Regions from separate parts of the Homo sapiens genome. Here region 1 is linked to region 2. The links are chromatin contacts, found by Hi-C or POLR2A ChIA-PET in ENCODE. All regions are on one chromosome and are shown on one strand. Each heading gives the region's core, a stretch centred on a gene start or an enhancer-like site at or near the end of the contact. The rest is flanking DNA. Distances are from core to core; before and after follow the strand shown. Region 1 overlaps STAMBPL1 (STAM binding protein like 1). Region 2 overlaps LOC105378415 (a long non-coding RNA gene).

What was found. A loop is a pair of places that touch in the nucleus more often than their neighbours do. ChIA-PET counts read pairs that join two places held with the same protein, here RNA polymerase II (POLR2A). Pooled maps may share reads with other maps.
Region 1: a loop to region 2 is called in a map with no recorded cell type, with 5 times the contacts of the local background. The contact joins two enhancer-like sites. A Hi-C loop is called at or near these places in 1 of 37 single-sample maps with no recorded cell type and 5 of 50 pooled maps. POLR2A ChIA-PET finds 5 or more read pairs at or near these places in 1 of 52 experiments (activated CD4-positive, alpha-beta T cell).

The regions. Positions count from the first base shown.
Region 1 is chr10:88,899,934-88,903,109 of GRCh38, forward strand. STAMBPL1 (STAM binding protein like 1) reads left to right here. Exons shown (of 11, transcript NM_020799.4): 2 at 1,723-1,805. The coding sequence starts at 1,776. Among named protein-coding and RNA genes, the nearest start is that of STAMBPL1, 21 kb to the left of the region's middle. RefSeq lists enhancers at 1,973-2,022, 2,153-2,252. Within about 2 kb of position 1,763, at least 4 of the 41 ENCODE cell types and tissues checked have a DNase peak (open chromatin) inside an H3K27ac peak, as active enhancers do.
Region 2 is chr10:88,078,958-88,082,015 of GRCh38, forward strand. It overlaps LOC105378415 (a long non-coding RNA gene), which reads right to left. Exons shown (of 6, transcript XR_007062225.1): 5 at 427-1,580. Among named protein-coding and RNA genes, the nearest start is that of PTEN, 220 kb to the left of the region's middle. RefSeq lists an enhancer at 1,255-1,549. Within about 2 kb of position 1,379, at least 3 of the 41 ENCODE cell types and tissues checked have a DNase peak (open chromatin) inside an H3K27ac peak, as active enhancers do.

The sequences.
Region 1 (3,176 bases), core at 513-3,012, 820 kb after region 2:
TTCCTGGTTTATTTCTTCTCACTGAGAAGTATTAATTCCTCAGTTGGGATTGCCTACATTCAGTGGTGCCAAAATTGTTAACTCAGCTTCTAAACTACACTGTGATGAACCATGTTTTTTCTTTCTTGGGCATTTTTTAGCCTGCAGGCTTAGAGCTCAATGTTTACCCCAGGGATTACTGGAGACAATGGAGGGGAAAGACTGGAATACAAGAGTAATTTTTCTTGAAGGGTTCCTCCACCATGGATTTAGGCCAGAAAATAGCACTGGAGCTGTTGATTGATCTACTTCTGAGATTTCTAGAATCACTGAATATTATAACTGAAAGGAATCCATCTTAACCCCTTGTTTCCTAAGTGAGGAACTGAGGAGAAGATCCATGTTCAAAGTCATCTAAGTGATGAATGGGGTATAAAGGACAAAATAAATTTAGAAGTGGAAAGTGGTGATACAGAGCTTGACCTAAACTAGCATAAAAAGGATGGGAATTACTAATATTTATTGAATTAATATTTAAACTTGGGTACATTCACTTGACTTCTCTGAGCCTCAGTTGTCTCAACTATAAAATAAAGATTCTAATAATAGCTAACATTGATAAAATATTGACTATATGCTAGGAGCTATTGATACTCTAAAGACTTTATGTGCTAACTCATTTGATCCTAGAACAACCACATGATGTAGGAACCACTGTTTCTCCCATTTTGTAGATGCACAGAAAGGCTATATAACTTCCCTGCAGTCACACAGCTAAACATATTTGTTTTCTATTGCTGCTTTACAAATTTTTATGAAATTAAAGGCTTAAATATACATGTATTATCTTGCTGCTTTTTGGTTCAGGAGTCTAGGCACAGCTTATCTAGATCCTCTACTCATGGTCTCACAAGGCAGCAATTGACTTGTTGACATGGGCTAGAGTCTCATCAGAGGCTTGCAGTCATCTTCCAAGCTTGTATGATCATTGGCAGAATTAATTTCCTTGCAGCTTTGGAACTTGTGGTGGCTGAGTCTTTAAGGCCAGCAGGAGAGAATCTACTTCTTTTAAAGGTCTTACCTGATTAGATCCAGACCACTCAGGATAATTTTTCTTTTAATTAGCTTAACATTATTAGGGGGATTCTTATATCTACAATATCTCTTCATCTTTGTCATGTGATTCAACATATTCATGGGAATAATATTCCATGACCTTTGCTGTCTTCTATTGGTTAGAAGCCAACTACAGGTCTTAAACACACTCAAGTGGAGAGGATTACACAAACCTACAGATATCAAGGGGCAGGAATCACAGAGCTATCTTAGAATTCTGCCTGTTATAGTTCTAAGGTTGAGTTTAAATCCAGACTGGCTCTAAGTTTAACAGTCCATGCTTCTAATCAGTATTATCTTCTTTATTCCTTTGAAGAAAGCAAACCTACTTTATAACCTTGCATAGAGTTCTAAGTAAGGTATCCCGCAGCAGATTCATACTGGGTGTCAGTCAAATGTGAATTATTTTCACACCTTCACTTTTAAAGATCAGCTTCAGGAAACTATAACCACTTGCAGTTTTGTATTTTCAGGAAGAGATTTCCAACAGTCTCTCTAAACACTCAGGTTATATAGGTTATTTCAATTTGTTCCTGTTTGTCTGAGGCAGAGATAACCCTGGGGTTTGGGATTTCAAACTTGGGTCTCAAAAAATAACTTTAGTTCTGCTTCTTGTTTTTGAAACAGATGAAGTGATTGAGAAGAAACAGTGAACATCCTCATTTCACAGATAAGACAACATGGATCAGCCTTTTACTGTGAATTCTCTGGTAGGTCACACCAGCTGATATCTAACATTTGGTTGGAAAGCCCAAAAAGAAGAACAGAAACATACAAATGTGAAATGAGTCACAATTACTTTAAGAAGTTTAGCACTTGTAGTTTTTCATCCATCTGTGTGGTTGTCTTCTTTGAGGAAGTGACTAATAAAGCTATCTTTGTAAGACTTAAAAATAAATTTTATTTTCCACAAAAGTCTAAAATTTTAGTTTATCTAGCTAGATTCCAGGAGTGTAGTCCTTTGGCAAAACACCGGAGAGAAGAATTTCAGAGTTGATATCTGAGGAGCTACTTAAAGCTCTTTGTGCCTCAGCTACTTTATGGATAAGAATTGGAGGCTCACCTTGTATGGCGTTAACTGAGAAAAACATACATAACACCTAGGTACTGCTTTGGATCCTCGTGTAAATGTCTTTGTACTTGAAGCTCTTGTTCTTCTCACTTTTCCCCTCACTGCCCAGCACTGTGCACACTTTCTCTAGCTACATCACATGGGCTTATTCTGTGTCCTAGATCAGTCTCTGAGTGTGAATATAGACACATTATGTAATCTCCATGGCCCTGATTTTGTACTTTTTGCTCAATGACAATTGGAAACAATATTTTTGATGGTCCTAGCCTACCAGGATGGTACGATAAATGGAAACTGTCATTCCCATTTTCCTCCTCTTGATGACCCTCCCCAGCCACTCATGGTGACCTTGTAGGAGTAGCCCCATGAGCTGCAGTATACTAAATACCCTGTACGCACAAAGACTAGCACCAGGACATAAAGAAAGAGAGGGCCTGGTTCTTGTACTGAAATAGGTTGTGACCTAATGTTTTTTCTTTTTTTTTTTGAGGCGGAGTCTCGCTCTGTCACTCAGGCTGGAGTGCCAATGGCACAATCTCGGCTCACTGCAAGCCCCACCTCCCAGGTTCATGCCATTCTCCTGCCTCAGCCTCCTGAGTAGTTGGGAGTATAGGCTGCCGCCACCACGCCCAGCTAATTTTTTGTATTTTTAGTAGAGACAGGTTTCACCGTGTTAGCCAAGATGGTCTCCATCTCCTGACCTCGTGATCAGCCCACCTCGGCCTCCCAGATTGCTGGGATTACAGGTGTGAGCCACCGCACCCGGCCCCTAATGTTTTTTCTTGACCAAGAAAGTCATTCACAAAAATTAGTTGTCTTCAGAGTATATTTGGAAAGGTAGACAATTGCAGAAACATTTTCACTTTCTGTCCCCATGTTGTTGTTCCACTATGGTTAATAAAGACTGACCCATTTCCACCTCTCCAGAGGAAGGAGTCATACTTATGAGATGTCTTCTGTGTTTTTCTAGAACATTATATAACAATAATTAAAATTTTATTGTATATGT
Region 2 (3,058 bases), core at 129-2,628:
GTACATAGAACAGTCTATGGCATGATAGCAACTTCAACTCCAGCCCCATCCATCAGGGGTGATGGGGATCAAGAGTTGGCTTGCTTGCAGAATGAGGCAACATGGAACTATGAGAGATTTTCTTCCAACAGACGCTGGTATTTCTATTAAGTTTCTCCTTTTACAATTTTTTAAAGCACCTTTTGCCTTTGGAAGTAACCTCATGTAGAAAGCATGCAGAGTTCTAAAATGCTAAGTAACTGATATATATATATATATATATATATAAAATATATATTTATATATATTATGTATCTTTTTATATTGTATATATAAATATATATATATATTTAGGTAAAGCCAACAATTCAGGGATGTACTTATATCAGTTAGTTTTTGCTTCTAAGCAAACCAGTCCAAATCTCAGTGGCTAAAAAAGACACTTACTGCTCATGCATCAGGTTGGCTGGGGTTCCACACATCCAGGTTGGACTTGACTGGGCAGCTCTGCTTCCCAGTGTAGGTCTCTGGGTCAAGTGGGGCTGCAGCAGCTGGATGAGCTCTGCTTCATGTCTCCCTCCTTGTCCTGGGACCAGTGGGCTACTTGGGGGATGTTTGGCTCATGGTGATGGCAGAGGTATAAGAGGATAAGCAGAAACACATAAGACTTCTTGAGACCTAGGCTCAGAACTAGGATACCACCACTACTGCCTCATTTCATTGGCCAAAGCAAATCGCATGGCTGCCCCTTTAGTGGGGAGAGCTGCAAAGTCATATGGCAAAAGGCATATGGATACAGTGGGTGGGTGGTGGGGACGTGTGTGTCAGGGGAAAAGAACCATGGTCAATGACACGATCTATCACAGCTCTTACGTTTAGAGTAATAATTTTGCTTTTATATAATTTCAGAACTGCACTCCTTATTTTTTTTCTGGACACCTCTGTAATGAGAGAATATAATCACAGGACCGTTTTAAGAATGGAATCATCTGGTAGGGAAGAGTGAGCCAAACAAACTCTCAGAAATTTTATTTTAACTCCAGTTAGCTCAGTCTTGTATGAATTAAGCAGCATTATATTTCTGTGGTTTTTAGAAAATGGAAAAAGCTGGATTTGTCCAACACAGGGGCAGAGAAGAAATGCATTTTCAAAGATGTTTGTGAGATTAAAATGCAAAAACACCTATTTTTAAGGATTGGCAGATTGCAGATGTGTTGGCCAGAGGAATGTTGAGTGAAAATCTCTGGAATGTTTTAGCAACCTTTAAAATTTATTACCAGGAAATGTGTGCTGCTTGCCTTCTCTGCATCTTTTCAAAAGGTCTCTTGTAAATCCAGTCAAGCCTAGTCCAGGTAGGGAGGTTTGGAAACAGTGATAAGTAAAAGGCATTCTCTGCTGCTGTGCCTCAGCTCCAGCCTGACCAAACACCGTTAATATGTAACCCGAATCTGACCACTTCTTTTATGTTTACATTTGGTTTCAGTGTTATTTTTAACTGGTGAAAGAGCAGTTCAAAGTCATTTTTTTTTTCTTGGCACTTACCATAATCTCTCAAGGCTCAGTAGCAGAATGGCAATAAGTCACGTCAGGGGTCTTTAAACCTGGTGGAATTAAAAATCACTTACCTTATTACACATGTGAATGTGCTGAAGATGGATGGGTCAGGGTTTTCAAGGATAAGACATTATATCAGAAATCATGTTTAATTGTTTTTACTGAGACCTTAGATTTTGAGGATGGTCTACACATTTGGCACAATTCATCCAAAATGGGGGTGTACTCCACATCTATCAGAAGAGCTCAGAAACAATGAAACCAGACCAAACCAAAATGCTGAGCATGTAAGTACTGGAGAGGATACAGAGCAATGGGAACTTTCAAATATTGCTGTTAGAAATGTCAAATGGTTCAGCCACTTTGGAAAAGAGTTTTATAGTTTCTTAGTAAAATGTATGCTTACCATAAGACCCAGAATCTCACTCCTAGGTAGTAACCCCAAATAAATTAAAACTGTGTTCACACACAAACTTCTACATGGAAGTTGATTATGGCTTTAATTGGTGAATGGATAAACAAACTGTGGTGCATCTATACAGTGGAAAATTACTTAGCAATACATAGGAATGAACTACTGATACATGAAATTACATGGTTAAAGCTCAAAGGCATTATGCTGAGTAAAATAAGCCAGACTCAAAAGGCTATAAACTGTGTGATTCCATGTATATGACATTTTGAAAAAAAGCAAGCCTATAGAAAAAGAGAATATATTAGTGATTGCCAGAGGTTAGGGTCAGGGGCTAGCTATAAAGGGGCATACAAGAAATTTGGGGGGTGATGGAATTATTCTGTATCTTAATTGTGGGAGTGGTTACTTGACTGCATATGTATATCAAAACTCACAGAACTGCACACTAACAAGGGTGAATTTATCCTAAAATAAGCCTAATTTGTAAAAACTTGTGGTCCCCCAGAATCTCCTGTTTTTATATTTATCAATATAACATATATATTTGTATGGCCACCAACTCATGCCTGCTTCTTTGGAAATGGTTTCCTGCCCACAGTCCCTGCTGAAAGAATGGGCATAGACTATGCTTCTTCTAGCTGATTCCATATCCAGACCCCACTCGATGGGACCATGGGTAGACATCTACCCTGAACTGAAACAGTAAGATGCTCTCTGTTGAGAGTTTAAGAGACATTGAAATCCAGCCCAGAGGGTGTAGATTTTGGCCTGCAGGTATGTTTTGTTTGGCACAGTGTTTAAAGAAAATTAGTTGCCAGCATAAAAAAGTGGGAGATTTCACATAGAAATCCAGATTTCCGGCTTCTCTTGAAGAAATGGGAGGATCCGGTAAAATGGTCCCAAATTCCTGCATGAAGACAATGGCTGGAGCTGAGATCCATTGCCCCCTTCACACCAGTATGCACTCTCCATCTGCACAGCTCCTGCCACTCCCTGTGTGAAGCCCAGGGGTGGCTGTGCTGGTGCTATTAGTGGGCTTTTATAGTTATAGGAAATAGAAAATCTTTCTTATATTTTTTTCTGTATCAAAACTGGGAAAACTGAAGATAG